Regions from separate parts of the Homo sapiens genome. Here region 1 is linked to region 2. The links are chromatin contacts, found by Hi-C or POLR2A ChIA-PET in ENCODE. All regions are on one chromosome and are shown on one strand. The core of a region is the stretch at or near the end of the contact, and the rest is flanking DNA. Distances in the headings are between cores, read along the strand shown.

What was found. Hi-C counts contacts between places; a loop is a spot of excess contacts on that map. ChIA-PET counts read pairs that join two places held with the same protein, here RNA polymerase II (POLR2A).
Region 1: a loop to region 2 is called in a map with no recorded cell type, with 9 times the contacts of the local background. The contact joins the promoter of PRIM1 here to the enhancer-like site in region 2. A Hi-C loop is called at or near these places in 1 of 37 single-sample maps with no recorded cell type. POLR2A ChIA-PET finds 5 or more read pairs at or near these places in 1 of 52 experiments (B cell).

The regions. Positions count from the first base shown.
Region 1 is chr12:56,750,611-56,755,427 of GRCh38, forward strand. PRIM1 (DNA primase subunit 1) reads right to left here and starts at 1,713. Exons shown (of 13, transcript NM_000946.3): 1 at 1,586-1,713; 2 at 428-585. The coding sequence starts at 1,688. RefSeq lists a silencer at 1,355-1,649.
Region 2 is chr12:53,220,157-53,225,537 of GRCh38, forward strand. All of the region lies in intron 3 of RARG (retinoic acid receptor gamma), which reads right to left. Among named protein-coding and RNA genes, the nearest start is that of RARG, 9.4 kb to the right of the region's middle. RefSeq lists silencers at 1-247, 818-867, 1,428-1,777. Within about 2 kb of position 3,400, at least 21 of the 41 ENCODE cell types and tissues checked have a DNase peak (open chromatin) inside an H3K27ac peak, as active enhancers do.

The DNA of each region.
Region 1 (4,817 bases), core at 463-2,962, 3.5 Mb after region 2:
GCCAAGTCTCGCTCTGTCGCCCAGACTGGAGTGCAATGGCGCGATCTTGGCTCACTGCAACCTCCACCTCCCGGGTTCAAGCGATTCTCCTGCCTCAGCCTCCTCAGTAGCTGGGATTACAGGCGCGTACCACCACGCCCGGCTAATTATTTCCCTTTCCTAAATCATGTCGACTTCCTCTTCCTAGTAGCTAGATACTCAATTTTTTTTGTCCTAGTAAAAATGCAACCAATTCACTCCCAAATGATTTCATCAGTAATGCAGAACGTCAAAGAACAAAAAAGGATTAATCACTTGCCAAACAATTAAAAAGTGGCTTTTCATCTAGAATAAACTCTAAAAATTTAATCTCAAAACGCAAGAGGAATCAACCCATTCTTGGTTTACAAAATAAAACAACAAAATATATTAAAAAAAGATTTCTTACTCTGTGAGAATATACTGCGCCTATATCAATCTTGTATGGATTCATTTTCTGCATCTCCTTTTCCAGATCACTCTGGTTGTTGAAGGATTGGTAGCGAATGTAAATATCATCTTTCAATGTGAATGAAAATTCACGGTGTTGAAAGTAATTCTTTATCACTGCAAAATAAATGTACATTTTAAAGTTAATTTGCTACTTTATTTGGCTCAGGGCATTATAATTTTAGCCAATGAGAAGTTTTTTTTTTCGGTGAGGGAATCTTGCTTGCTTCCTGCTCTGTCGCCCAGACTGGAGTGCAGTGGCTCGATAAAGGCTCACTGCAACCTCCGCCTCCCGGGTTCAAGGGATCCTACCACCTCAGCCTCCCGAGGCTGTAGCTGGGACTACAGGCATGCGACCCACCATGCCCAGATAATTTTTGTATTTTTTGTAGAAACGGGGTTTCACCATGTTGGCCAGGCTGGTCTCGAATTCCTGACCTCAGGTAATCCGTCCTCCTCGGCTTTCCAAAGTGCTGGGATTATAGGCGTAAGCCACGGCACTCGGCCCGAGAAGATGTTTTTAATGAGCCCCCTATGCTCAACACCGTGGTAGATGTAAAAGAAAAACAAAACAAAATCCACATGACCTAGTCCCTAATTTGAAAGCAGTTACCATTCCGTATTTGCTAGGGAACGGTACAAAAGATGAAACAGATGCATAAATATTTTAAATATGTAATGCCACCCCTCTCTCCTCGATTCGCACTAATAAATTCAGCTGCAAGGAAGAAAGTATTTCTCTTCCTCTGAGAGAGGCTCTTCCGCTCCTGATGCAAACCATGCCTCAGCAGCTTCACGCTACGCCCCAGTAACCCCCTGGGCACCGCTGCAGGTAAACGGGGCACCTAATGTGAGCCTGACCACGCAGAGGTAGGAGCGGCGGCTCTGTTTTTTTTTTTTTTTTTTTTTTTTTTACAGCGTGGCCGCAGGCTGGCTTATTATATCCTCTCTCGGCCCATTTACACCTATGAAGTGGTGGGGCGGGCTCGAGAGAGCAAATGAAGGCGCGCGGCACAAAGCCTGGTGCACAGAAGGCGCTTCATATTGTCATTCTAAGGACACCCCGCCTCCAACCTCCTCACACTCCGCTCCCGAACCCATTCCTCGCCTCCATCACCTCCACCGTAGTTGAGCCAGCGATAGTACTGAGAGTAGGGAAAGAGCCTCCGGTAATAAAGTTTAAGCAGCTCGGGCAGCTCGGTGGGGTCAAACGTCTCCATTGAGCGCGGAACTCGCCACGGTAAGGATTACCACAGGAATTGGCGGGAACAGCACGGCCGGCGGCCCCGCGACTGCGCAGGCGCTTATGGCCGAGGTCGGCTGTCTGACCCGGCGGCCCGCAGTCCGCCGGGGCCGCCGGGAATTGTAGTTCCCACTTGGTGCGCGCGGGGGCTGCGGGAGACGCAGCAGTTTGCGATCTGCCCACGCGTTCGGGCACTAGGGCCACCGCTCTTGTGGGCAGAAGGCCGCGTCCATTCCAGGAAGAGGATCTTCTCCGGAAATGTGAGACCTATAGCATATTGATTTAGGTTATTAAGATGAAGTAAAAAGGATGCTCCACGTGAACTTTTTGGATGTTTTAGAAATAACACCAGTATCTTTTTTTTTTTTTTTTTGAGACAGAGTCTCGCTCTGTTGCCCAGGCTGGAGTGCAGTGGCGCGATCTCGGCTCACTGCAAGCTCCGCCTCCCGGGTTCACGCCATTCTCCTGCCTCAGCCTCCCTAGTAGCTGGGACTACAGGCGCCAGCCACCACGCCCGGCTAATTTTTTTTTATTTTTTTATTTTTTTATTTTTAGTAGAGACGGGGTTTCATCGTGTTAGCCAGGATGGTCTCGATCTCCCGACCTCGTGATCCGCCCGCCTCAGCCTCCCAAAGTGCTGGGATTACAGGTGTGAGCCACCACGCCTGGCCGACACCAGTATCTTTTAAAAACGTTTGTAGGCAGGTGCGGTGGCTCATGCTTGTAACGTCAGCACTTTGGGAGGCCAAGGCAGGAGGATCGCTTGAGGCCAGGAGTTCGAGACCGGTTGGGGCAACATTGTGAGATCTCTGTCTACACACACGCACCCACACACAACTAGCCAGATGTAGTTGCGTGCGCCTGTAGTCCCAGCTACCCTAGAGGCTGAAGGGTTGGGGGCGGGGAGTGGGGGGAGGGGGCAATCAATCTCTCGAGCTTGGGAGGTCCAGGCTGTTGTGAGCCATGATAGTGCCACTGCACTCCAGTCTGGGCAACAGAGAAAGACCGTGTCTAAAAAAAAAAAAGTTTTGGAAATTAGTTCTTCATGGAATTTCATGAATTACTAGATCCAATATGTGGAAATAAATAACCAAATGAGAAAAGCATAGGCTATTTATTCAGAGCTTACTATAGCAAGGGAGTCAGCCATCATCACTTGCATTTGACAGGACTCAAAGGCAGGCAGAGGAGTAGGAAAGCTTTATAAAAAAGGGAAGCCGTCAAGGTATTCTTTGATTGGAGGCTGTTGGCATGGAGAAGCTGTACCTGGGCTAACTAGTAGTAGGATGCGGTATGTGATTGGTTTAGGGGTGGGTGTTTGGCTTTCTTTGGTTGGACCTATGTTGGAAGCTGTTAAGGAAGCTGTAGGATACTAGTTAAGGCATTTGGGCCCATTGCTACAGGGGTTGTTGTTTGGCCTCCAGGATCATCATTAGAGATAGCAGTTTGACTTTATACAAGTCTGACTTGTAGCAAGCTTGCTTCCTGTGCTGTTTATTATAGATAAGGGGGTTGGTTTCCCCAGCAGGTTGCTGTAGATTGTGGGTCAGAGTTCTGTTTTTATATATGGTCTGGCTGCTGTTCATATATTTAGTCTCTCAAATAGAACACCCAGGTATAAGAAAATATGAATTATAGGAAGCTTGCAGAATCATGGAGAGCTTTACAAGTATGAAGGGAACCCATCTGCTATTGATGTGGAGATCTGCCAATCACTCTTACTGTGTAATGATACCTTATGGCAATTGTGGGCTAGAGTGGGCAGTCACATGAATAACATGTCACATGAAAAACATAGTTTTATTTTATTTTACTTATTTTTTTGAGACAGAGTCTCGCTGTGTCGCCCAGGTTGGAATGCAGTGGCACAATCATGGCTCACTGCAACCTTGGTCACCCAGGCTCAAGCAATTCTCATGCCTCAGCCTCCCAAATAGCTAGGATTACAGGTGTGCACTGCCACACCCAGCTAACTTTTGTATTTTTAGTAGAGACAGGGTTTCACTATGTTGGCCAGGCTGGTCTCAAACTCCTGGCCTCAAGTGATCCACCTGCTTTGGCCTCCTAAAGTGCTGGGATTACTTGTGTGAGCCACTACCTCTAGCCTTGTCTAGCACTTTTATCTTATGGAGATGGCTTCTCTCCTTAAACCTCATGAACCAACTTCTGCTGGCTTCAAACTTCTGCAGCTTTCTCACCTGTCTCAGCTTTCATATAATTAAAGAGAGTAACCTTGCTATGGGTGAGGCTTTGGCTTAAGGGAAGTTATGGCTGGTTTGATCTTCTATTCAGCACACTAAAAGTTTCTCCATATCAGCAATAAGGCTGTTTCACCTTCCTATCATTTGTGTGTTCCCTGAAGTAGCACTTGTAATTTTCTTCAGGAACTTTTCCGGGAAGGAACTTTTCCAGGCCAGGCCTGATAGCTTACACCTGTAATCCCAGCTCTTTGGGAGGCCAAGGTGGGCAGATCGCTTGAGTCAGGGAGTTCAAGACCAGTTTGGGCAACATGGCAAAACCCTGTCTCTACCAAACCAAACCAAACAAACAAAAAAGCCCAGAAAAATTAACAGGGTGTGGTGGCATGCATCTGTGGCCTCAGCTGCTCAGGAGGCTGAGGTGGGAGGATCACTTGAGTCAGACAGGCAGAGGTTGCAGTGAGCCAGTATCGTGCCATTACACTCCAGCCTGGGTGACAGAGTAACACTCTGTCTCAAATTTAAGGCCGAGTGCAGTGGCTCACGCCTGTAATGCCAGCACTTTGGGAGGCCAAGGTGGGAGGATTGCCTGAGTCCAGGAGTTTGAGACCAGCCTGGGCAACATAGCGAGACCTCATCTCTACAAAAACTACAAAAATTAGCCAGGTGTGGTGGCGCAGGCCTGTGGTGCCAGCTACTTGGGAGGCTGGGGTGGGAGGATCACCTGAGCCCAGGAGGCGGAGGGTGCAGTGAGCCAAGATTAGGGCACTGCACTCCAACCTGGGCAACAGACTGAGACCTGTCTCAAAAAAACAGAACTTTTCCTTCGTATTTACAACTTGGCTAATTGCTTGGTGCAAGGGGCCTAGGTTTTGGTCTGTCTCAGCTTTCAACATTCCTTTCTCACT
Region 2 (5,381 bases), core at 2,150-4,649:
TTCCCCCTCCTCCCCCGGCGGCGCCCCGCTCCAGCAGGGGGGGAGGGGGAGGGCTAGCATAGGGCGCTGGGCTGCATGCGGGTAAGGGGTGGGCGGGGAAGAGGGGGGATCCCCAGCAGGGGAAAGGGACTGGGCGGGGCGCGAAGCTGGGGCTGCCGCTTTAGCCTCCGTCCAGCTCTTATCTGGGTGCTTCGGCAGCTAGCACTGGGGAGACCTTTTTTAAAAGCGAAGCCTGGAGGGGTGGGGGGTGGGGCTTGGAGAGCGAAGGGGGCCGGGCACCGAGATGAGCAAAGCTGAGAGTGGAGCGCACACATACACATACGTACACTCGCTCCGCGGCGCGCGCGCTTGCTTAGACACACATCCGTGCATGCATTTATCTTATCAGGCACCAAGAATTTGCAAATATGCAAGAGTGAACATACATGTGAGCACGCATATAAAATCATAGGTGCACACACGTTTGTGCAAACACACCTTGCTCGGGAGAATGCTTGCAGGCATACTCTCCACAGCTCATAGGCTTTGCATGCATTTGCACTGAGGCGCGTGCCCAGGTCGGGGTTGGAAGAAGGAGAGGAGGAACCAAGCATAAGCATTTCCTTTCAGAGTTTTCCCTCTCCCCAAACTCTCCCTTTTTCACACTAGTCAATACAGGGGTGTTAAGGATGACTGGGGAGAGGGGAACGTGGAGGTCCCCGCGCGCAGCTGCTCTCCTGAGGCTCGGGACCTGCACTACCTCCACCCCTCTCATTCCCAGGCCTGGCTCCGCCCTCGCCCTCCGCGCGCCCGCTTCAGGGCCGAAAAGTGCATTCCTGCGGCTCGGCGCGCGCTGCCTCCTCCTTCCTTCCCGTCTCCCCACCCGCGGTCCTAGGGCCGGAGCGCGCTCCCGCCGTGAACTCTCTGGGAACCCCCCTCGGGGCGGGTGGCCGAGCGCGCTCACCTCCTCCTGACCCGGCCCCGCCCCACCCCGCCCAGGCCGTCTTCAGCGCTGCCGCGGAGTCCCCCCGCCCCCTCCAGCGCAGCCAGAGTCTACCCCTCCTAGCCCGAGCAGTCCGCCCTCCGCCGCGGCCCGGGCCGCCTCCCTCCGAGTCCCCGAAGCCTTATCCCGCAACTGACGCCCCCTAAGCGCCTCGACCGTCTCTCTCGATGCTCCTTCTTCGAACATAACTTCACTTTTAGAGCACAAAACTACCCCATAAGCTGTGCCTGCCGTGCCAACTGCGCCTCGATGAATCTGCCCCTGATGGCCAACTCCCCTCCTCCAGTTTCTCACTGCCAAGGGCTCCCTCGGCAATAGGGGCGCTTCTGGTCACTGACTGTTCTCAGGGTCTTTAAATACCCTCTAGCCTAGGCATAACTGCCCTCCCTTCGGTTAGTGCCCCTCAGCTCTCCAAGGCCGCAACACTGTTCCCTGGGTTGCCCCTTCCGGCACTGAGCGCCCTCGCCCGGCGGAGAAGGGGGTGAGGTGGGCGGGGGGCTGGCCACGTCAGAAGTTTGCCCTGGCCCGGCAGGGCCGAATGGGGGGACCCTGGCCCCGGACAGCGCCAGCAGCGGCGACTCCCGGAAATCCCCCCCTCCCCCGCGCCCCGCCCTCAGCCGCCGGGCCGCCCGGCCTGCCTGCCCAGCCGGCTCTGTCAGCGCCGCTCACACGGGCAGCGCCGCGGAGCGGGAGCGGCGCCCGGCCCGGCCCTTCCCCCGCCAGGCGGCTGTGGCTGGGCCAGGGCGGGGCGCGCTTTTCTAAGAATCTGTTGTACCGGGTGGGGGGCGCACTGGGGTGCTGCAGGAGTGGGGCGCCTGTTGGAAGAATAAAGGGCAGGAAGGGGTGCCAGAGTAGGCGAGGGATGGCGGGCGCGGGGGAGGGGCGGGGGGCTGCCGGGGCTGGGAAAAGGCCTGACTTGTGGATGGCGAGGAAACCTCGGGGTGGCAAGGCTGACTAGGGGGCTTGAAGCAGGGATGGAGAGGGAATGCACTGCTCTTTCCAACCCAGTGTAAACTCCCTTCTCCTCCCCCAACCCCAAATACCCATTTCTGAATCCAGTCACCCGAACCCCACAAAAAAAAGAAAGAAAGAGAGAGAAAGAAAAGAAAGAGAAAGAAAGAAGAAAGAAAAAGGAAGAAAGAGAAAGGAGGAGAAAGAAAGAGAGAGAGAGAGAGAGAAAGAAAGAACTTTCTGAATCAGAATCTGACCAGCAGCAAACAACAACAAAAACAGTTAAGTGCAAAATAGGGAGTACCCCGAAAACAAGAGGGAAAGAGCCTTGATTAGTCAACTTCAAGCTGTCAGTACCCCCCTTCCCCCTCAGAAATCTGAAAGGTCCCAATTAAGTCAGGCCTGCCTGGTTGGTAATTAGAACCAGAAGTGGCCAGGCCACAGGGAGGGGGGTTGGGAGGAGGGCACAGGAGGAGTTGGGGGAGGGCTCCAGGAAGCCATGAGTCCTCAATAGCCCCCGTTTCTCTTCACCAGATGCACCCCACTCATCACCCCATCTGTGTGTGCATCCCAGGCATTGCATGGAGGGGGTCCTTAGGACCAGGCATTACGGTGTCAGGCCCGCCCTCCCCATCAACCCTGACCCCCCCATTCTAGACAGACTTAGTACAGCCTTGGGGAGAAGGTAAGAGGGTGGGGGATCTAGTGCCCCCTCTTTTCCCCAAAGTTTCCCCAGCCCTTATTGCAGCAATTAGACCCATTAGCCTTCTAGCATTTCATGGGAACCAGATGTTCTCCACCATCCTGGTGGGAGTATGAAGGGGGGCTGCTGCCTGACTCACCCCCTTCCCTATGATCCCCACCACCAGGGCATACCCCCCTCCCAGCTAGAGCCCCACAAAGGCATAGCCCTAGAGGCAAAGAGGAGAGTACCCCTTCCCAACTAACAAAGCCATTAGCACTCAGATTCTTTCGGGGTCACCCCTTAGAGTCCCTGCCACCCTGGCAAGGATGAGTTTGGCCAGGACGAGGCAGGGCAGGGACAGCTAACTCCTCATGCACCCTGCCTTTCCCTCCTTGCCACCTTCTGGATGGGGCTTGAGGATAACTGGCTCTGAATTCCTCACGCTAAATTCTCCCTTTTTTCTAAAACCTTCCCTCGAAAAGCTGAAAAGGGGGCATTTCAAAGTAAAGCAGGCCCTGCCAGAAGGGTAAGTCCTGAGGTAGGAGTCCCACCTGAAGGGCAATGGGAGGGGGGTCTCTGGAGGAGGGGGCAGCAGAAGAGCAGAAGAATAGCGAGGTGTGAATGAGAGTGGGGCCCAAAGCAGGGATGTGAGGCGCGTTGGGCAGGATGGGGGCTGGGACCGGGTAGGGGGCCAGGAGAGGGGGGTGCAGCCTGGGCCCTGGCGGCGGCGGCTTGCCCGGCTCCCCCCGCCCCCCCCCCGCCCAAGAGGTTTCCTGTTGCAATCAAAGCCCCGTTTGTGTCGGCCTGGAGCTGGAGCCTGTGCCGGAGGAGGAGAGACCGGGGAGGGGAGGGGAAAAGAGGCAGTCGACTGGGGTTTTTTCCTGGAGGAGGCCTCACTGCCCTTACCCGCCTGCTTGTTCTCCTTGCTTCTCCCAGTGCCTGGCTTCTCTGTGTCTGCACCTTTGGGCCTGGGTAGCTGTCCCTTGTCTTGTCTGTGAGTCTCTCTTTTTCAGTTTCTTTTAAGCAAGACTTTCTCTGTGCCAACCTGTCCTCAGTTTCTCCATGTGTGGTGACTTAGTGTGGTGAAATCTGGGCTCCTTGCCCCAGGGACAGTGGCCCCATGGCCAGGGCAGCATCACCAGGTTCAGAGGACAAATTGGGCTAGGTCATCAGGACCACAGCTATCTGCTCAGGGGTGGGAGGACGGCAAGGCTTCCCTTCTCTTTCATCACACTCTGTTCCCTATAGAAAGCAAATCTAGAACACACTAAGATTCACAAACATAGAGATACATAGGGACACAGACACCTGAGGTTTCATGCACATGCATGAACACACACGCACGCACACACACGTACACACACCCCTCTGCTTTCCATGAGCACAGGCCTGTGCTTGCCTCAGCAGCACGTGCTCCCTGAGCCTCCCCTCCACCACCAGACAGTTCTGAGATGCCTGTCTCACCCCCCTTCAGACCCCGAGACAGCCCCAGGAAGTAGAGCAAGACTTCACTTCTCAACAAGGATGTCCCCAAGGTGCCAGGGACCCAGCAATAAGATCCAAGAGCCAGCCCCAGGGAGAAGTGCCAGACCTCTTCAAGGGCCACCTCTCTTAGTCTATGTGTGAGAGAGAATGTGTGTGTGTCATCCATAGAATAAGGGAGAGGGTGATGAGATGCACAAACTCAATGTGAGTATGCCTTTGGCATCAGATTTAAGCCTCTAAACCCTCTCCACTAGATGCTCCCAGCCAAAAAGGGACAGCAGGTCGGAGAAATGAGAGAGGACACTCTCTCATCCTTCTGCTACTCTCCCACTCTGGAAGGTTTCCCAGACTCCTGGATCTCTTCGTCTCCCCTATGTCTTCCTCTCTGCTACCACTAGGTGCTGCATGCCCCACCCCCATTAAAGCCGCATAGCAACCCACCCCCAAGCCTTCCCCTCCTCCCTCCTCCTGCCACTTCCCTGCCCAGGCCTGTCCTTCCAGGCTAGCCGCACCCTCCCCAGCTACCTGCCCTGGCTCTGGCTCCTCCCTTGGATTTCTCCTTTCAGCCCCCTCCTTCAGCATGGCCTTCGAAGATGGAGCCCGGCCTGACCACTTCCCTACCTTAATCTCACTTTGAACCCTGACCTTGATCTCAGTGTGTCCATGGCACAGGGGCGCAAGGGGGACGTCACTGGGGACTGGGTACTAGCTCTAGCATTATCCCCACTACCATTCTCTCTCCTCTCCCTCTCCACTCCATCTCCTTTACTTGCCTCTCCCAGAACCTGAGAAAATCAAGTCCCAAGAGGCTGAGTTGTAGGGTTCTCTGCCAGAAGTACATTCATGTGGGGAGGGTGGTTCCTTCCCACTTCCCCAGGTCCCTAGGACAGATTCATGGGGTGAAAATGAAGTCTGGGGAAGCCCAGCTGTAGTTTCCAAAAAGGGTACTTTGTGCTGTCTTGTTCACCTACATGCCACTCAAATAACCCCTGTTGGACTACAGACATGCCACCAGCAGGCTTCACCAAACGCCAGCCACAGCGTCAGCAGCACTACAAAATCCCTCCTCACTCCTCACACTGACTCTTTGTTGCACACACTGGAATTCTGTACATGAGCAGAGGCCCAGGGAGATGCTGGGCACACACAACTGCATCAAGTCTGGAGGCACCACACACTCACCCCTTCTCCGATGAACACACTCTTTCCAGTGGAGCTGCCAGCCCAGCCTAGTCACCCCTTTCACATACAGACACACAACCCTCTGCGTGCCCCCTC